Regions from separate parts of the Mus musculus genome. Here region 2 is linked to region 1. Evidence: chromatin loops called from intact Hi-C (ENCODE). Cell type or tissue: heart. All regions are shown on one strand. Links, peaks and the distances in the headings refer to the core of each region. The heading gives the core; the rest is flanking DNA. Region 1 has its middle 9.7 kb from the start of Gm39490. Region 2 holds the start of Arhgdia (Rho GDP dissociation inhibitor (GDI) alpha).

Region 1 (10,380 bases), core at 1,278-9,277:
CTTGTGGTATTTGTATGTCCTCTGTGTCTGGGTGTGTTTGGGTGTGACTGTATGTCTTGGAACTGTTGAGTGACAGAGTGTGGTGGGCTGACCTGTGAGCCTCTTGACATGAGGGGCTGCTGTTCTCTAGAGGCCTGGGTGTGGGCAATGGGGCTAGAGGGGCTAAGTGTGGTTCAGGTAACTGGCCTGTGAAAGGCAGCAAGACTTTTTTATCCACATTCTGAAGCTAAACCGATACCCACTGCCTATCTCATGCTCAGCCATGCCGAACCCAGCTCTGAGGACATGCCTGAGCCTAAACATCCAGGAAGACCAAGAGAGAGGACCCAAAGCTTGTTGACTGCCTGGCAGAGTCTCCCCTCCCCCATGTAGGCAGCGCCTGGGACTCCTAGACTATCCCAGACACTGTCACTTCCTGAGATCGACCCAGCCTACGAGTCCCCGGGAGCAACTCCACCATCTCAGGTGCCCTGGGCCCAGGCACGAGGGACTCCCTTATTCTTAGCCCTGAAGTCCTCTCCGAGCTGGGCAGGTCAGGCTCGTCCTATGAGAGGTCAGTGGGAACGAAGAGAGCTCAGACAACTGACTCTTGCCTCAGAGCCCTCAGCTAAAGTGGGTGGGTAGTGGGGTCTGTCCTTCCTGTGCTGGACTGTCACAGCAGGAGGCAAGAGTCCCCACCTACGGGTCCCTAAAGGCCTAGAGGTGGTGGCGATCTGTCCAAAGCAGTCACAGGAAGTTCTGTTACAACTCTCAGAAAGTGGGGCGATACCAAGGAGTTGAAGCCCTCCATAGGCTCTCCCCGGAACCGATGTAAATTCACTGACAGTGACCTGCCCTGTGGGTGCTGGGATCTTTTTGGAGGCCACTAGGAGAGCAGTGAGTGCTCTCAAAGACAGAGTGTCTCTCCAGCCTCTAGACATCTCTGAATCCAATTAGGGTGATCATGAAAATGAACCATTGCTCTGTGCTAACTGCAACCCTAAAGGATTCTGTTGCTGTTCTTCAGAGCCCTTCCAGACCCCAACACTCGCTGCTGATGGGGTTGGGACAGCCACACAGCGACAGAGAATAAAGAACAGGGATATAAGTGATTTGTGGACACACATTCACAGCAGCCCGGCTCACAAGCGCTGGCAGTCCATGAAGCCCCAGTGTCCGTGGCTGGCGGGTGGTAAGCCCAGGAGTGTATGACATCATGAAGCATAATTGGCCTGAAGGGAGGGAGCCTGGAGCGGGCAGTCACAGACAGGAAGTAGAAGGGAGGTGGCCGGAGCCCACAGCGAGGTAGTGATGTTTCATGGGGACTGAGTTTCATTTGGTGAGAATTACTCAACAATGTGAATATGTTTAGGGCTGCACAACTGGAGATTTTGTCAGGGGTTTGTTTGCTTGAGGCAGGGTCTAAGTCAGGCAAAGACTTGATCCATCTACCCCAGACTTAATGACTGAGCCATCTCTCTAGCTTCTGGCTGATACTTTTTGTTTTGTTGAAACAAGGTCTCACTTTATAGACTAAGGTACCTTTAAAATTACAGCAATCCTCCTGCCGCAGCCTCTCAAGTGCTGGGATAACAGCTGTGAGCCATAATCCCACCTAGAAGTATAGGGTTTTGTTTTGTTTTGTTCTGTTTTGTTTTGTGACAGTAGCCCTGGCTATTCTGGAACTCAGTTTATAGAACAGACCAACCTTGAATTTACAGAGACTGGATTGCCTCTGCCTCCTGAGTGCTGGGATATGTCACCATGACTGGCTAGTTATTTTTTTGTAAGATATTTAAAACATAATATTTAGCCAGGTGTTAACGGCACACACCTTTAATCCCAGAACTTGGGAGGCAGAGGCAGGCAGATCTCTGAAATTAAGGCCAGTCTGCTCTACATAGTGAGTTCCAGGACAGCCAGGGCTATCCTGTCTTAGAAAATATAAGTGTGTGTGTGTGTGTATTATAATAGTTATATTAATTCTTTTCAGAATTTCATATAATCTATTTTGATTGTATTAATGTCCACTCCTTCCTCTATCTCCTCCCAGATCCACCCCCCTGGAAAACAATTTTTAATTACATGTGTTTATTTTTGTGTGTGGGTGTGAATGTGTGTCTTGTAGGAGTCAGTTCCCACCACGTGGGCACCTTTACACCTGCAATCTTATCGTGCTGACTCAATTAAAGTGTTTTTTTTTCCTGTATTTTGACACACAGTTAAGCAGTGTGTCTTAATGATAGTGACACTTCCTATCTTCCCTCCCCTCCCCAACACATCCCCCTCCTCCTTCATCCCTTCACTGAATCCAATCAGAGCTACATATGTGCACATAGGTACTCAGCCCTCCAGTGAAGCATGGGCAACCTGCCAACAGCCACACCCCAAGAATATCAACTCTCTTCACCCGTAGCCATAATAGAGCCCCAGTGAAGGGTGGGGCCTCTCTGATTTGTGAAGACCTTGTGCAGGCAGCCACAGCTGTCGTCGTGACCTCATAAGTGCAGCTTCTGTGCCTTGTTCAGAAGATGGCTGTTCACGGTGCTCCTCTGTCTCCGTCTTACATTCCTTTTGCCTTCTCTTCTGTCCGCTGAGCCTTGGAGGATGAAGGTTGGAGCTGTAGATGTTAGTTTTTGTGGGTGTGTGTGTAAAGCATAGAATGTGCACTTCCATGGTAACACACTCACCTGGCCTACACAGGGAACTGTGACACTGGCCATAGAAATGTATAGAAACACATCGCTAAACAGTATGAGGCTTCAGAAAAGTCTTGTTCAGAGCCGGGGCTCCCTACCTCAGGAGGAGTTCCAAGTTCCAAGTTGCACAAGAGTAGGCCAGTTGTAGTCACACACACTTCTGCTGACTCAATTAGGCTGGGAACTCCCAGGGACTATAAGGCAGGAGGGGGAAGTGGGTGGACCTAAGGAAGCCTAGCTGTGGGGGCCGAATGTGCAAACACAAGCTGTCCAACTGTCTCGCCAGCGATGGGGGTGGATCCAGGGAAATGTTCCCAGGAGGTTCCTCAGGCTCTGCTTCAGGCCTTGGAGGTGTTGGGAAGATCCTCAGGCGGGCTGCAGGCTGGAGACAGTGAGGCAGACAATGTTCTTCTGTATCACAGGATCTGTGATCAGACTGTGAAGAAAAAAAAAACCTTGTTGTGATGTAGCTCCCTGAGCCAGCAGGTTTTCACCCTGGTGTCTGGCTCCTGAGTCTTCTTTGGTAAAATTGAATGACTAGAGTTTTGGGGGGTTTTTTGTTTTTTGTTTTTTTAAAAACAACACTTCTTGGGACTGGCGAGATGGCTCAGTGGATAAGAGCATTGACTGCTCTCCTGAAGGTCCTGAGTTCAAATCCCAGCAACCACATGGTGGCTCACAACCACCCATAATGAGAGATCTGATGCCCTTTTCTGGTGCGTCTGAAGACAGCTACAGTGTACTTATTTATAATAATTAAAATATTTATAATATTGTATTACAATATGTATAATAATAAGATTATTATTATTATAATAAATCTTTGGGGCGGAGCAAGTGGGGCTGACCGCATCGAGTGAGGTTGACAGGAGCGAGCAGAGGTCCTAAATTCAATACCCAACAACCACATGAAGGCTCACAACCATCTGGACAGCTACAGTGTACTTATATACATAAAATAAATAAATAAATCTTTAAAAGGAAATCCCAACACTTGGGTGCTGTTGCTAGGACATCTCTGCCCTGGTCATCCCAAGGAAGGAATGTGGGCCACGGGAGACTGTGAGTAGGTATTCAGCCCCCTGGAAACACATAATAGGTCCGAATGGTGACCTGCACTGAAGAGACTCCGAGCTTTAACAGGAGGAGAGACAGGGCCTGCCATCCTGCTAATCCTGCCAGGAGTCTGAGTTGGTCCTTTGGGTGGGGGCTCTGAGCTTCACAGTGACCACGAGTGCAGGTGTGCCCTGAGACCTGGTCATGCACTGCAGCTGATACCAGCCATGGATGGCAGTGCATGCACATGATAGATGTTCTTAGTCCACTCAGAGTGAGTTCCAGGACAGCCAGGGCTACACAGAGAAACCCTGTCTTGAAAAACCAAAAAAAAAAAAAAAAAAAAAAAAAAAAGAGAGAGAGAGAGAAATAAATAAATAAATAAATAGGTGTGTGGGATCCACAGACCCTTCCGGGAAAAACTGCTAGATGCCCAGAGATGCAACGGTGAGGTGGGATCATGTGTGTGGGTGGACCGGGCAGGTAGACTAAGGCTCAACAGCCCCTTTTTTGCTTCAGATTCTCACTCTACTGCCCTCGGCATGCTACCTGAACTGGACGGTCACACCCCCAAAACAATTCCCTCTTTTCCACATTGCAGTCTGCTGAGATTCCTGTACCCCTGTCCACTGGTCCCAACGGGGGTCCCATGTCAGCCTCTGGAAGCCCTCAAGGGTGGCTGTTCAAGTTTGCTTTTCTGTCACTGTGATAAACACCATGACCAAAAGCAACTTCGGCAGTGAGGCTTTATTTCATTTTACAGATTGGAGACGTTCATGGAGGGAAGCCAAGACAGAAGGGGCTTCAGAAATGGCCTGGAGCAGAAGCCATGGAGAAGGGCTGCTTACTGGCTCACTCACCCACCCCAAGGTAGCTTCTTATACAGCCCAGCCTCACCTGCTCAAGGATGGACCACCCACAGTGGGTTGGACCTCCTAGCAGTCAGGAAAACAATACCACACAGGTTTGTCCACAGGCCATTCTGATGGAGGAAACACCCCGGTTGAGGGTCTTTCTTCCCAGGTGATACTAGTTTGTATCAAGTTTACAAAAACTAGCCAGCACAAAGGCCCCTCTGTCTTCTGCCTCCTCTCAGCCTAGAGTCACCCTGGTGCTCACACCAGACCCATCTGGTGTGGATGCTAGTGATGCCGGAGAAACCTACCCTAAACGTACATGAGGCCCCGTGCAGGTAACACTACACCCGGTCACCCATACACCATTCTAGATCCCAAAGGCAGACCTGGCCCACACTCCTGCTTTCTAGTCAGCCGATCCTCCTCTGGGTCTATATGCCTGAGAGGGTTCCCCCACTTTGGAGACCGCTGGAGCCCCAGCTGCCTAGAACTTACTATGTTCACATCCCCTGTTGCCCCAAAGGTTTGTCCTTTTGTATTTCCACACTGCTAAATGATCCCAACCAAACCCTGAAAACGCTTTGCCGACTTTCCGCCTGCCTACAGTGACAGGCTGTGTTCTGCCAGCGCAGGCTGAATGTTGAGTCCCCTCCTGGGGTTGGGCTCCTATTTCACCCTGGACCCTGGACTGCCACGTCCACTCTAGCTAGCATGGCACCTCTAGGAGTCCAGGCCGCACCCTTTCTTGGTCTACACCTCATCTACCCTGACCAGTCCCGGTTCCAATGAAGGACGCTACGTGGCCGCCACCAAGAGGCCATTCGGGGAATTACAGGCTATGCTTAAACCGGCGGCAGCGCCTGGGGCCGCAGCAGCGCCTGCAGCCAGGGGATCCAGACCTCACTCTCCTCCTCACACGGGTGTGGACATCAGGGATTGATCTCAGCCCTCCCCATCCCGCGCTGGCACAGTCACGAAGCTTGTAATTAAAGAGTTATCGAGTCAGGGAGAAAGGAGGAGTCACTGAGATGACTCGGCTGCTCTTCTAGAGGACCAGGGTTCTATTCCCAGCACCCACACGTTCTATGAGCCTGTAACTCCAGTTCCAGATGATCTGACGGAACCTCTTTTGGCCTCTGAAGGCACCAGGCACACAAGGGGTACACAGACATATTCAGGCAAAACTCCCCCACACATAAGATAAAAGGGAAAGCTTTTTTGTTTGTTTGTTTGTTTGGTTGGTTGGTTGGTTTTTTCTAGATAGGGTTTCTCTGGGTAGCTCTGGCTGACCTGAACTCACTCTGTAGATCAGGCTGGCCTTGAGTGCAAAGCCTGCGGAGAGCTGGGATTAAAGGCCTGTCGCGGGCAAGCTTTTTTTTTTTTTTTTTTTTTTTTTTAAATAAAATAGTTCTATTTTTTCTATTTTTTATTAATATATTTTTATTATTTTAATTTTATTTATGTTACATCCTGACCTCAGTTTCCTCTCCCTCTTCTCCTCCCATTCCCTCCCAGCCACCCTACCCCAACCCCACTCCGGTCCATCCACTCCCCTTCTGTTTCTCTTCAGAAAAGGGCTGACCTGGAAGGTTAGCCATGATATATCAAGTTGCAGTAAGACTAGGTAGGCACCTCCTTTTATATTAAGGCTTTGGGGCAAGGGTCCCAACGGCAGGCAACAAAGTCAGAGACAGTCCCTGCTCTGACTATTAGGGGTTTTGCAAAAAGACAATGAAATTAATATCCAATGATAGCCAACCCCTCTGACTGGGGTTACAGGTGCATGCCCACACACCAAACTACAGTCAATTGTAAAACTTTCCATCATGCCAAAAAGAACAGCTGCCAACCTCCCGCCTCACACCTTCTTCAGTCATTTTTTAAAAAAATATTTATTTATTATTTATATGTAAGTACACTGTAGCTGTCTTCAGACACACCAGTAACGGGTGTCAGATGTCATAACAGATGGTTGTGAGCCATCATGTGGTTGCTGGGATTTGAACTCAGGACCTTTGGAAGAACAGTCAGTGCTCTTAACCACTGAGCCATCTCTCCAGCCCCTTCAGTCATCTTTGTAAAAAAGACTGAGATGGAATATGGTTAGATCTAGCCTAGCACCTGTGGAACCCTGGGTTCAAACCTCAGTACTGAGCCAGTAAGGTGGCCGGTGTTTGTAATTCCAGCACCAAGGAGGCAGAGGCAGGAGGATCAGTGAAGCCTGGTTTATGTAGGGACTCTGGGCTACATAGTAAGAGTCTATCTCAAAACAGCAAACCACAACATTGGAAAGAAATCAACAGTGGCCCTGGGGTGGGAGAGCTGGCCAGCCAGTCTGCTGCATCAGTGAGCACCAGGTTCAGAAGAGATCCTCAAAAAGTAAGGTGCTGAGTGATTGAGGAAGACACCTGGAACTGACTTCTGGCGTCTGTGAACGTGCACATAAGAACACATATACACACTCACTCACACACACACAGATGAACACACACAATACAATCACACGTGCATACATACACATGTGCACACACAATACAATCACACATGCATACATACACATGTGCACACACAGTACAATCACACATGCATACATACACACATGCACACACACACAAAACAATCACACATGCATACATACACATGTGCACACACAGTACAATCACACATACACATGTGCACTCACACACATACCACGCACAGCTGGATTATAGCTGGATTATAGCTGGAGTGCGGGCACTCCACACTATCCACCCATCAGTGCTCAGCTTCTGTGTTTGGTGATGCTGGCTGTGCTGCTGGGAACACGAGCGTCCCCCTTCTTGCTCGGTACAAGTGGGTCTGTGTATTTGCTTGCTCTTTCTTTCTTTTTCTGTTTTGTTTGTTTGGGGGTTTTGTTTGTTTTCATTTTGGGGGGGGTTGTTTTGTTTTGTTTGTTTGTTTGGTTGGTTTGGTTTTTGTTTTTTTGTTTGTTTGTTTTTGTTTTTTGTTTTAGACATAGTCTCTTTGTGTAGCCCTGATTGTCCTAGAACTAGCTCTTCAGACCAGGCTCAGAGATCCACCTGCCTCTGCCTCCAGAGTGCTGGCGTTAAAGGTGTGTCCCACCACCTTCCGGATGGCTGCTCCTTTTTAACTGGCCGAGGAACTGCTAGCTAGGCAAAGGCATGCATATATCAGCCAACTGATATTTCAGTTCTGTCCAAGAGTCCCTAACAATTCCTGGTTATGTGCCCGGCTCTGCTGCCTCCTGGCAGTGGATGAGCCCTTGCCACACCCCTCTCCCCAGGGAGGGCGTCTGCCATGCTGTTGATTTAGGGCTTGCTGCTTCCTAATGGAGCTGATTTCTCCCACTTCTTCACATCTTAGCCTCAGGCAAGATCTCTCATGACCTTTGCCCTTTCCTCCATCAATCTCCCACGGAATGAGTAAAATTACTTACAATTCAGCCCAGAGTCTTTCAGGGTGAATTCTTGGTATTTGGAAAACATTTTGAGCCACAGATCATTTGGTGAAAGAATGGTCAGATGCCAGGGACCTGCTCCAGCAAGGCTTCCTTTTCCAGACGGGTTGGCACTGGTGTGCCAGTTATGTCCACCTCTCACAGCTTGGGATAAGGAGGGGTGTGAAATAGTGGAGGGTTAGCTTAATGGGAATTCTCAGTGGGAGGGAGGGATGGGGTGTGATCCCAAACAGGTGCACCAGAGCAAAGGGGAGGAAGATGAAAGGGCCCCAACCAGCCATGGGAAGGGTGAGTTTTAGGCTCACTCCTCAGCACCCACTTGGTGGCTCACAACTGTGACTCCAATTCCAAGTTCCACTGTGCCCTCTCCTGACTTCCTCAGGGTCTAGGCATGCACTGTGTGCACAGACACACAAGTAAGCAAAACCCTCATGCATATAAAATAAAATAATTAAACATCTGGGCAGACCATACCGTTAATTGCAGCAGCACTCGGTAGGCAGAGACAGATGGATCTATGTGAGTTTGAGGCCAGCCAGAGCTACAAAATAGGGAGACCCTGCTTAAAAACAAAGAGACCAGAATCACTGAGATCACAAACCTGGGAGTAGTTCCTCAGGGCAAGCACACAAAAGCTGTGGTCCCAGCTCAAAAAATAAAATAAAATAAAATAAAATAAACAAAACCAAAAACCAAAAACCAAAAACAAAAAAAACAAAAAAACAAAAAAACAAGAAAGAAAGAAGAAAAAAAAAAAAAGAAAAAAAAAAAAAGAAAAAGAAAAAGAAAAAGAAAAAGAAAAGCTGTGGTCCCAAGTAGGCGAAGGCTGTACCTCATGTTGGCAGCCAAACTCAGTAATGGAAATGTAAAAACAATACAACAACAACAACAACAAAAATCCCCCTTCCCAAATATATATGTAATATTTGAAAGCAGGGTCTCATCATGTAACTCTGGGTGGCCTGGATGCTAGACCAGGATGGCCTTGAACTCTCAGAGCTCCACCTATCACTGACTTCTTAGTGCCTCCTCCTGACTGCACCATGGTTGGTTGGTTGTGATGGGGCTTCTCTGCACAGCCCTGGCTGTTCTAGAACTCCTCTATAGACCAGGTTGGCCTCCAACTCACAGAGCTCCACCTGCCTCTGCCTCCTGAGTGCTGAGGTTCACCACCACCCTCTGGGCATGGTTTGGTTTTGAAGGTCTGAAGAGTCATGGAAGCAGCTGAGGCTTGGCACTAAGAGAGGTCAGGACAGAGGTGACCTTGCACCCTTAGGTGCAGTAGGAACCCCATCCCTGAAAGGCTCTTGAAGAGAATTTGAGGGTTTGCACTGTGTGGCAGAGTCAGGATCCCTGAAGAGAGCTCAGAGGAGACGGGTGAAGGTGCAATGGAGACCCCAGCGTCTTGGAGACACCAGTAGCATGGGATGACCATTAACGACATTAGCAGCTGTGAGGTAGAGCCGGCCTGAACCTAGGAGACAAACTCTGTGGGCTTTGGAAGCCCTAGATAGGTTCACCATAACACTGGCCTATAGGTAAGTCTGCGGGCAATTTTTTTGTTTTTGTTTTTTGTTTTTTTCGAGACAGGGTTTCTCTGTAGCCTGGCTGTCCTGGAACTCACTCTGTAGACCAGGCTGGCCTCGAACTCAGAAATCTGCCTGTCTCTGTCTCCCAAGTGCTGGGATTAAAGGTGTGTGCCACCACTGCCTGGCTGCAGGCAATTTTAAAAATTATGTTTGATGTGGGTGGGCACAGCTCACAGTGGGAGGTGTCATCTTGGACATCTGGGGTGTTAAGAAAGCATGCGGATCCACTCACTGGTCCGTGCCTGGTGTGTTCCGGTCATTCTGCCTCGTGCCTCCCTGCGCACTACTTTTTGCCCTCCTCACAGGGGTGCTTCCTGGGGGTTAATTTTTCTTTCTTTCTTTCTTTCTTTCTTTCTTTCTTTCTTTCTTTCTTTCTTTCTTTCTTTCTTTCTTTCTTTTCTTTCTTTCTTCCTTTCTTTTTTTCCTTTAAGCCTCCAAGTTTTGCTGGCCAGAGCAATCGCGGTTTTCTTCATGCTTGTCCAGCGAGGGTCTGCTTACCCAGCTTGCCATTGGTCTCTGGGGGTTTGTTTGTGTTTTGTTTTTGTGACGGTTTGTCCCGCGGCTTTCTCTGTTCTCAGTGTGCACTCTCTCTTGCCCGCGTAAGATCCAGCTTCCCTTGTTCCTCCTCGGGGGTGGGGTGGGGTGGAGGATGGGTAGAAAAGAAAGCAAACTGTAGAGCAATCCGATAAACACGTTGCTCTGGGGCCTCTGCTTCAGTTCCTGCCTTCACTTTCTTCCCTGAC
Region 2 (10,380 bases), core at 802-8,801, 65 kb before region 1:
GTAGAATTTAAGGCCAACCTGCTTTATAGAGGGAGTTCCAGGACAGCAGAAGTTATACAGGAAAACCCTGTCTCGAAAAATAAACAAACAAAAAGAGCATCATGCAACATTCAAAAGTGTCTGATCACACCACAGAGGAAATGTCACTGTCCTGGCCCTGGAGTCTGTCCAGAAGAGAGGCCGGTCTTTTCACAGAATGCTTCAAGAAACAATCTGTGGGTGGATTGTATCCTCCCAAACTTTATAGGTGGAAATCCACTCTCTCAAGGTACTAGCATAGGAGGTGTGGCCAATGTGAAGGTGATTCGTTGATTGTATAAGAATATCAATTGACAAGATAGAGAGATGGCTCAGCGGTTGAGAACACTGGCTTCTTGCTCTTCCAGAGATCCTGAGTTCAATTCCCAGCAACCATATGGTGGCTCACAACCATCTGTAACGGAATCTGATGCCCTCTTCTGGTGTGTGTCTGAAAACAACTACAGTGTACTCATATAAATGAGATAAATAAATCTTTAAAAAAAAGAATATCAGGGCTGGAGAGATGGCTCAGTGGTTAAGAGCACTGACTGCTCTTCCGAAGGTCCTGAGTTCAAATCCCAGCAACCACATGGTGGTTTACAACCATCTGTAATGAGATCTGATGCCCTCTTCTGGAGTCTCTGAAGACAGCTACAGTGTACTTACATATAACAATAAATAAATCTTTAAAAAAAAAAAGAATATCGATTTACAAAATACCTTGATCCACAACTTTCAGTTCCCAAACATATGCTAATAAAAGTTGTAAGCCATCCTATAGGACTAACAAGGGCAAACCCCAGACCAATTACAATGTCTACAGTTTAGCTTGGCTTGGTTTGGTTTTGAAAATCTGGGCTGCAAGTGCTGTATGAAAGTGTGACACCTGCAAGCCACTATTTTGGTTTTGTTTTTCTTTTTTCTTTTTCTTTTCTTTTTTTTTTAAAGATTTACTTATGTAATGCATGTGAATATACTCTCACTCTTCAAATACACCAGAAGAGGGCATCAGATCCCATTACAGATGGCTGTGAGCCACCATGTGATTGCTGGGAATTGAACTCAGGACCTCTGGAAGAACAATCAGTGCTCTTTACCACTGAGTCATCTCTCCAGCCCTTGGTTTTGTTTTTCAAAGATTTTATTTTGGATTTTATTTTTGGCTTTTCTATATAGGGTTTCTCTGTGTCCTGGAGAAACTATAGAGACCAGGCTGGTCTTGAACTCAGAAATCTGCCTCTGCCTCTGGAGTGTGCCACTACTGCCCAGCTAAAGATTTTATTTTTCTGTGTGTTCCGTGTGTATGTAAGTGTACAGTGTAAATGCTGTGCCCTCCAGGGCCAGAAGAGGGCATTTGGCTTGAAAAGGAGTTACAGATGGTTGTGAGCAGCCATGTGGGTGCTGGGAACTGAACCCAGGTTCTATGCAAGAGCAGCTATCTATCAGCTGTCTGCCTGTACCTACCTACATACCTACCTATCTATCTTTGTTTTTAGGGACAAGTTTTTTTTGTGTGCATCCTTTGTTGTCTCTGTAAGCCAGTGGACCAGGCTGGCTTCAAACTTATAGAGCTAGAGAGCTCCTAGAGATCTGCCTGTGTCTGCTTCCCAAGTGTTGGGAGCAGTTGTGTGCTGCCACCACAACCTGCTTCAATATATTTTAATTTTATTTATTATTTATTATATTAATATGTTTTAATTATACAATTATGATATATCATATGTAAATTGTATTTATTTTTATTTAATGTTCATTGTTATTTTGCCTGCATGTGTCTATGTAAAGGTGTCAGACGCTCTGGAACCAGAGTCACAGACAGGTTTGAGTCGCCATGTGGGTGCTGAGAATCGAATCTGCATCCTCTAGAAGAGCAGTAGTCAGTGTTCTTAACTTCTAAGCCATCTTGCCAGCCCCTGGCTCAATGTTTTTGTTTTTGTTTTTAAAGATTATGTAAGTACACTGTAGCTTTCCTCAGATACTCCAGAAGAGGGCATCAGATTTCGTTAAGGATGGTTATGAGCCACCATGTGGTTGCTGGGATTTGAACTCAGGACCTTTGGAAGAGCAGTCGGTGCTCTTAACCACTGAGCCATCTCGCCAGCCTCTCAATGTTTTTTAAGCACTCAAATTTTACAAAATTTTATGCAAACTTAAAGAATTCATAAAATATAATCAGGGCCAGTCAGTGGTGGCACAAGCCTTTAATCCCAGCACTTGAGAGGCAGAGGCAGGCGGATTTCTGAGTTCAAGACCAGCCTGGTCTACAGAGTGAGTTCCAGGACAGCCAGGGCTACACAGAGAAACCCTGTCTCAAAAACAAAAATATATATATATATATAAAATAAATCAGGGAAATGCTGACTGGACTTTTAATGATCTTTGTGATTTTTTTCAAATGTGAATCACTGTATGTATGTAGCTAGACCGTATAAAAAATCTTTGGGCATGGGCAGGCTAAAAAGATGGCTCAGCAGTTCATAGAGCACTGGCTCCTCTTTGAGAGAGATCTTGGGTTTGATTCCCAGTACAGTACAGAACCCACTACTGTTCTAACTCCAGTTCCAGAGGATGCAATGCCCTCTTCTGACCTTTATGGGTACTGCACACAAGTGGTTCAGAGACTACTTCAAAATATTGATATGCATAAACATAAAAACGCAGCTTTGGAAGATTTGTACTTTGAGCGTCAAACCAGGGAATTGTGGGTGGCACAGAGCTCAATAAACCAGGCTCATCCAGTTGGAGGACCATGAGCCTCCTGAAAAGCCAGCTTGACACACTTCGTTGGGCACACCTGTGTGTAGGTGGAAGGCCAGCCAAATTCATCATACAGTAAGAGTGGGGATAGTCACGTGGCTTTTTGTTTTAGAATAGTTCTGCATAGAAGAGCAGCTACCTGGATGTAGGGTAATGATATTGCAAATCCATCTTCCTTAGAGATAAAAATAAATGAGCTTGAAAGAACACTTGGTTTGCTTCAGATTGATGTATAGCCAGAGGGTATGCGTGCTTGTGTAAAATAACTGGGCCACAACTGAAGATGGAGAGTGGAGGCCATTGGATTCCTCATCTTTTAAGTTTGATGACTCTCCGGAGCCAACAGCTGTTTCCTGGATACCACAGGGGCAGGTGTGGCCAACAGAGCAGGCCAGAAGCGATGGCTTTTGTGGGATTAAGCTATAGAAGTCCCCGTAGTGCCCCTTAAATTCCTGCCTCCCCTCAGTCTGAGGCTACACTCAGAAGAAGCCAACATGGAGTGCCCTCACGGAGTAGCAGGAACTGAGACTCCTCAGGAGGAACTGGAGTGGCTGGCACAAGCACACGACCGGGAACCCCCCCAGCCAGGCCCTCCACTAAGGAGGCTCCATCCTCAGCGTCGTGAAACACGCCTGGCGGTGATGGTGCACGCCTTCAATCTCAGCATCCTGGAGGCAGAGGCGGGCGCGTCTCAGGGATGAGGTTCAAGATAGGCAGGCAGCCCGTTCCAAGGAAAACCGCTCCTCACAGCAAAACCATACAACTTCTAACATACGGGGGCTCGGGGGGCACGCAGTCCCCAGAGCAATGCGCCAGGCAGCACAGCTACAGGGCACTGCGGTCGGTGAGGACTGTGGTTCTGTTGACTCTGAGGACAATGGGACAAGGGCCAGGCACGGCAATCAGGGAACCCTGGGAGCCACAGAATGGCCGCGCGACGCTGCTCTGGAAGAGCCGGCTCTCGTGTCCCACAAACCCTCGCACCCGGCATTCGGCAGAAGGCGCGAGGGCGCCGGCCCACGCGGGACGCGCCCACGAGGCCCGCAGCAAAATGGCGACGGCGCCGACCCGCGCCCCCTGGCGGCGCATGCGCAAGGCGACCCCGCCCGCGAGAGCGGAAGTCTTGTGACCCCGGAAGTGACCGTCCGAGCGGCGGGCGGCGGACGACGTTCGTCATTTGGTGCGGGAGGGAGCGCGAGAGCGGCGGTCGAGCCTCCGGTGAGTGGGCGCGTGGCGCAGCGCGGTGCAGTGCGGGAGGGGAGTGGGTTGGCTTTGTGCGGCGTCGCGGGCGACTGCGGCGCTCGCGGGCGGGGCGCGGTCACCCGGGCGGGCGGGCGGGGCGGGCCAGGGCGGCAGCGCAGGTCCTGCCGGAGGGGCCGCGGCCCCCCGGGCCTGCGCGCCTGCTACCAGGGGACCCCCTTCCTCGGCCTCGCGGGCGGGGTCCGGCGCGGGGCCTGGCCCGGGGCTCCCGCCGCGCGGCCCCGCCCCGCTCGGATTGCGGGCTCTACGGAAGTGCGGGCCGCGCCCTGATGCTGTCGCCGGCGGCCACGCTTGGCGTCGGGTGGGGTTGTCTGTAGCCTCCGGGTTTCGGACCGCCGCTTTATGTGTTTCCTTGGCGGACACCTCTCAGAGGGACAACGGCCGGGCTCTTCCCGGGACCGCTGCGCATTGCCTGTAGGCATCACAGTGGGTTTCCGAGAGACGTTTGGGAATCTGCGGAACTGAAAGGCATCTAGGCGCTTCCGTCCTGGTTGGTTCCTCACCGCCACTAAAGGTTTAGGGTCAGGGCCCAGAAACAGGCTCCTGAGATTTATTTGCAAGCGGTGCACTAGCTCCCAAGTTGCATACGCAGACCCTCACTAGAGAGGACAGACCTGCGTATTTAGGATCCCCTTTGGGCTCTTGGGATTTAAGCGGTCATCACATAGTTGAGCTTAGGACAGTATTCCATTGGAAGGGACGAACAAACAGACCCTTGTCCTGCACGTGGCTAACATACAGAGCATCTCCCTGTCGGAGAACTTACCTCCATGACCCAACCCAGTAAGATGAGAGCCTGGGCAGCTAGGGACAGCAACAGGACCCCAGGGATTTAGTGTTGCGTCTGCCAGTTCAGTTCGGTCTGGAGGCTTATTCTTAGTGGGGAGGAAAGGTGTTTTGCTTCTCTGAGGAACAGGCTGTGGTCCCATTTCGTTGCTTGGGGTTCTAGTCCTCTCAAATGGGCCTCTGCGTAGGGCAGTGGCAGCATCCTCTCAAAGTTCCAGTCAGGTGTCCTGCAGGTGTCAGGGTCTGCCTAGGGTGGAATGCCTCCAGGCTGTCACAGTCCTGCTCATGCCCCGCCCACAGGTGTCCCAAGCTAGAGGTAAGCATGGCAGAACAGGAACCCACTGCTGAGCAGCTTGCGCAGATAGCTGCAGAGAATGAGGAAGATGAGCACTCTGTGAACTACAAGCCTCCAGCCCAGAAGAGCATCCAGGAGATCCAGGAACTGGACAAGGACGATGAAAGCCTCCGAAAGTACAAGGAGGCCCTGCTGGGCCGAGTAGCTGTCTCTGCAGGTAGGTGGCTTGGAGGAAGGATGTCATCTAAACCTGTGCCCAGTCTCTTTCCAGACCACTCTTCCAAGGAGTGAGTTTAAAAAGAAAAATCTTAAGGGATGGGACTCTGACTCTTAACTCTCACTCTGCAGACCCCAACGTCCCCAATGTCATTGTGACTCGACTGACCTTGGTATGCAGCACTGCCCCAGGCCCTCTGGAACTGGACCTGACAGGTGAGTGGGTATTAGAATCCCTGGGTGGGGCCAGCTGGCATCTTGCCTCTACCCCTAAAAATAATTTTCTGCACTGATGCCCTCTGGTGGAGAAGAGGGGAAGTGCAGCTAGGGGCTTGCCGAAGCTCTGCTTTGTGTCAGGGAAGGGGCTGGGGAGAGTGAATGTAGCAGGGTGGAGAGCCCTTCAAGCAAGCAGTCAGCGGAGACTCCTCCTCAATACAGGTGATCTGGAGAGCTTCAAGAAACAGTCGTTTGTCTTGAAGGAAGGTGTGGAGTACCGGATAAAAATCTCTTTCCGGGTAAGGTGGGGGCTTTGAGAGGCCTGGAAACAAGGGGCAGAGGGGCAAGCCTGGGAAGGCAGCTGACCCTGGCTCTGTGTCCCCACAGGTGAACAGAGAGATCGTGTCCGGCATGAAGTACATCCAACACACATACAGGAAAGGGGTCAAAAGTGAGTGGGCGGGCCATAGAGTGGGGAGCCATTGGGCCTGGGAGGGGCGTGCAGCACCAGTAATCCTGCCTCTCCTGTCCCTCAGTTGACAAGACTGACTACATGGTCGGGAGCTATGGGCCGAGGGCCGAGGAGTATGAGTTCCTGACACCCATGGAGGAGGCTCCCAAAGGCATGCTTGCTCGGGGCAGTTACAACATCAAGTCGCGCTTCACAGATGACGACAAGACTGACCACCTGTCCTGGGAGTGGAATCTCACCATCAAAAAGGAGTGGAAGGACTGAGCTCCAGCTGGGAGACGGGCAGGGCGACGGACAGACAGAAGGACCGACATGCCCCACCCTAACCCCCTACCTACCCCAAACCAAAGTGCTGACAGGACCTCCCTCACCCGTCATTCCTCCCTAGTCCACTCAGGCAGTCAGCTCTCCTGTCTGCCCCTCCTCCACCTCCTGCCCGCAGGCCCCTGTGGTCTCCAGTGTCACATTGCTGCTTCTGCCTGTGCAGTGGGGGAGGGGTTCCAGCCCAGGCCTCCAATCTGCTGTGTCCCTCCAGGTTCCCTCTGTCTTCCCTTCCTCAGGCCCTGGCTTCTAGAATGGAACAGAACACTGTCAGGGTTGTCCAGCCCACCTTGTCTCTGTCGCAGCATGGGGAAGGGCTGGGCTATCTGTCCTCTAGTCCCACCACTCCCTGGCCAGGTCATCCATCACTGTCAGTCACTGTCTAACCATGATGCCTTAACATGTGGAACGTGTGCTGGGGGCCGTCGCTAACTCTTAACTCCCTGTCTGCATGAGCATGTGCTCTCCCTGTCCTCGCCTCGTCTGCCATCCCCATCCCAGTGACCCACCCAAGGGAGGCCTGGGGTGCGCTGCTGTTGCTTCCTGCGAGCCTGGCCAGCTCTTCCCCTCCCCGTGGCCAGGGTTGGGGGTGGCTCCAGTAGCTAGGGGAGGGTCAATTGCCAAAACTCGATGCCTCCAGCCCCATCTAGGAGGCAGGGTAGGGTGCCTCATTCCTCTGCCTTCTCTGTCCCTTGTAGGCAGTACTCGGAGCCCCTGTCCCCACAGAGAGCCCCTGAGGGACAAAGCCAGCCGAGCCTTACTTGTCTCACCTGGGCCACGTGGCCTGAACCTCGTGCCTGGCCTGTCAGTATTTATTGCCTCCATTTGGGCCAGCTGGCCTGATGCCTCTGCCCTGGTTCTTGGTGCCACCATCCCTGGGCCGACCCTCCCTGGACCCAGCCAGGACAAATGTGGGACCAAGTTCACACAGTTGGGAGCTGTCTCCTGTGCCTCCCCTCCCTATCCCCAGTCCCTGTGTGGTGTCTGCCAGGCCCAGCCTCAACAGGCAGAGGAGCCTGTCCCTGCTTCTCTTCTGACTGGGAAATAAACACCCCTGAAGGAGTCTGGGATTGTGTGGTCTGTGCAGCTTGTGTTGGGGTTTTGTAGGGAATGGTAAGAATCCAGTGGAGGGTGGATGTCCCTCAGATCAGATGTCCTGGCTACAAGGTTGTCTGCTGCTAACAGCCCTGTTTTGTCTTTGCTCCTGGCTTCCTGTGGAGATGTGAATATAGAACAAACCCCAGGCCCATGGGTCACAGTGCTGGCCCTGGGCATAGAGGGATTGCCTGAGTCAGCATATCTAAATTTCCCCTGGCTGGGACTTGCCCTCAGTATGGAGCCCTGCTGGAAGATCAAACTGATCTGGCTCTGAACAACTTGCATGTGTAGGTCGACCTGGTGAGAGAGTTCCCTATGCCTGTTAGTGAGGCTAGTTGGAACAGGAAACCGAGCCTCTGCACATCTCCAGTACTGTGCTCTCTAGAGCACCCACGAACCTAGGGAGAAAGGGCAGGACCACTGAACCATGAAGCTTGTAGCAGAACCCTGAAAAGCCACTAAGCCTTAACAGGGCTCTTGTGTAGCTCTCTGTAGTGACCACAGGGAGGCAGGATTACTTGTCTGTCTTCAGCACAACCAAAGGTACCTAGTAACCTCAAAACCCCATCCTGCCTTTACAGGAGTCAGTCTAAAAACTTCCCTTTTCAGCCTTATGCTAGCTTTGGAAAACCACCCTCTGATGAAGCTGTTCAGGAAAGTGGGTGTACCAGTTGTGTAGCGAGTAGTAATCGGCTACTTTGCTGGAGCCCTGCCAATCTTGCCTTGGGGTCCACCAGTGGTGAATAGTGTGATGAACCTTTATTGCAGGGGGCCAAAAGATACCTTTTTGTCTTGTTGCTGACAGCTGACCATAAATTGGGCCATGTCCGCCATTTTTACTAGATCCATCGGAGCCAAAGACTGGCGGACCCCAGAACCAACCTTCTGTGGGACACTAACCTGATAATAGCAGCTCCTTGTACTAGGCAGCCAAATTGTTGATCCAATCCTTACCCAGAACTCTTCCTGGCCCCAGCAGTCGGGGCCTGAGCAGGGTGAAGCCTTTTCTCCAAACTGCAGAGCCAACCAGTCTCCTAGCTCATCCTTAAAGTGTTTATTAGATGCTCTCAGCGATGCTGTTTATCAAATAAGGGCTTCTGAAGCTCTCTTTGGACCAAGATACTTAATCTTACAGCTCTGAGTTTGTCCTAGGCAGCTAAGTGTGTGAACTCAGACCCTAAGTTCCAAGTGTACAAGCCTACTGCCAACAGCTAGGACTTTGCTCTGGCTCCTCCCAGTGCAGGTTAACTCAGAGTGGCCTCAAAGTGCATGATGTGTTTCCTAGGTCCCAAGTCTAACCAGATCCTCCCAATCTCACGCCCCCTAACCTGCCTCTGTGGAGAGCTGTTGCAAGGCCCTCAGGAGCCAGGCATTCTCCACAGCAGCTCCTCTCTGACTAGGACTCCCAGGAATTGCCTAGCTTCTTGGCTCTTCAGACACCTATAGACAGGCCTCCTCTCCTGAGGAAAGTGATGGGCTGTAGGTAGTACCAGTTGATGAGCAGTCAGCTTCCATGCTGTGTAAACATCTGCTATTGTGATTTACAAGACCCTTCTCTGCCCAGCACAATCCTGTACCAACCAAAGCTACCATCCCCATAGCCGTGGACACCATTCTGCTTCCCGCTTGGCTGTCATCAGCTCTTTCAGTTCACCCTCCAGGTCAATCAGTCTTGGAGTCAATCTGCTGTCCACCCTACTGGACACCCTGCCAGGTGTGTCCCTCCAAAAGGGAGTTGCTTGGTTCTGAGAACTCTTAGGAATAGTCAAAACCTCCAATAACTCAACCTATAGTTGATGAGCATCTTCTCTGAGTAAGACTCCTGCCTGAAGGATATTTCAATGCATTTCCAATGGCCCAGAAAATGTGTAATACTCAGTGTGGGTCTTACAGGACCTTGATACTAGGTTGTCCAAACTAACACCTCTTTTCAGCAATGGCAGCTGCTCTTAGAAGAAGTAAGAGAGGCCTTGGGAAACAGAACTAAGTCATCAGCTGGGCCCTCAAGGGCTTGTAGATGTTCAGGTGATCTGACCTGCATTCTCAGGTTGGGACATACTACCCTTATATTACTACCCATATATTATCTGGCCACTCAACAAACCCAGAGGGCCCAAGAATTTTAGGCCTCTCTCTGACTTCTTTCCAGTGGTTGATTGCCTGGTAGAAGCCAGTGCAGAGATAGCAGACTTTTTTTTTTTTTTTTAAGATTTTTTTATTTATTTTTGTTTTTTCAAGACAGGGTTTCTCTGTATAGCTCTGGCTGTCCTGGAACTCACTTTGTAGACCAGGCAGGCCTCGAACTCAGAAATCCACCTGCCTCTGCCTCCCAAGTGCTGAGCCACCACGCATGGCTTAAGATTTATTTTATTTATGAGTACACTGTAGTAGTCTTCAGACACACCAGAAGAAGGCACTGAATTCCATTTCAGATGGTTGTGAAACACCATGTGGCTGCTGGGAATTGAACTCAGAACCTCTGGAAGAGCAGTCAGTGCTCTTAACCACTGAGTCATCTCTCCAGCCCTGATAGTAGACATTTGAAGACATTCTTTAGTCTAAGATCCTGTGATCATCAGGAGAGTGTCACAGCTGCCCCTCTGTTCCTACAACGTCAGCAGCCCTACTCTGTTATGTGGATATGGCAGCTGCCTGCATTGAGAGCTTTATCCATTCTGTGTCTGACACAGAGCCCAGAGGCAAACTGAGACTCAGCCCTGGTCCTGAAGGCAAGTTGTCTTTAAACTATCACACTCAACTCCCTCCCCTGCCCTGTTCTTTTCCCTTCCATAGACAAAACATCCCACGCCTAGCATTTAATTACCAAAATCCTGAAACTTTTTTTTTTTTTTTTTTTTTTTTTTTTGAGACAAGGTCTCAAGTAGCCCATGTTGTCCTTCAGCTCCTGGTATATTTTACTATACCTGTAATTCCAGTC

Evidence for each region. Peaks named below come from ENCODE experiments on the same cell type or tissue, not always from the same donor. Only the 100,000 strongest peaks of a DNase experiment are listed, where the experiment ranks them.
Region 2: a loop joins it to region 1, with 6 times the contacts of the local background. A loop is called at or near these places in 23 of 42 quality-filtered maps.

Annotation. Positions count from the first base shown.
Region 1 is chr11:120,510,765-120,521,144 of GRCm38, reverse strand. No RefSeq gene overlaps it. Among named protein-coding and RNA genes, the nearest start is that of Gm39490, 9.7 kb to the right of the region's middle. In heart, for the core only: a CTCF peak has its summit at 5,409 (motif pointing left); DNase peaks (open chromatin) are centred at 2,383, 2,884 and 5,394; H3K27ac peaks cover 116 bases.
Region 2 is chr11:120,575,138-120,585,517 of GRCm38, reverse strand. Arhgdia (Rho GDP dissociation inhibitor (GDI) alpha) reads left to right here and starts at 3,894. Exons shown (of 6, transcript NM_133796.8): 1 at 3,894-3,996; 2 at 5,125-5,336; 3 at 5,468-5,551; 4 at 5,774-5,850; 5 at 5,939-6,002; 6 at 6,088-7,419. The coding sequence starts at 5,147. The coding sequence ends at 6,287. In heart, for the core only: CTCF peaks have their summits at 2,614 (motif pointing left), 3,847 (motif pointing left) and 7,937; DNase peaks (open chromatin) are centred at 3,407, 3,877, 5,117, 5,557 and 5 weaker places; H3K4me3 peaks cover 4,203 bases; H3K27ac peaks cover 4,613 bases.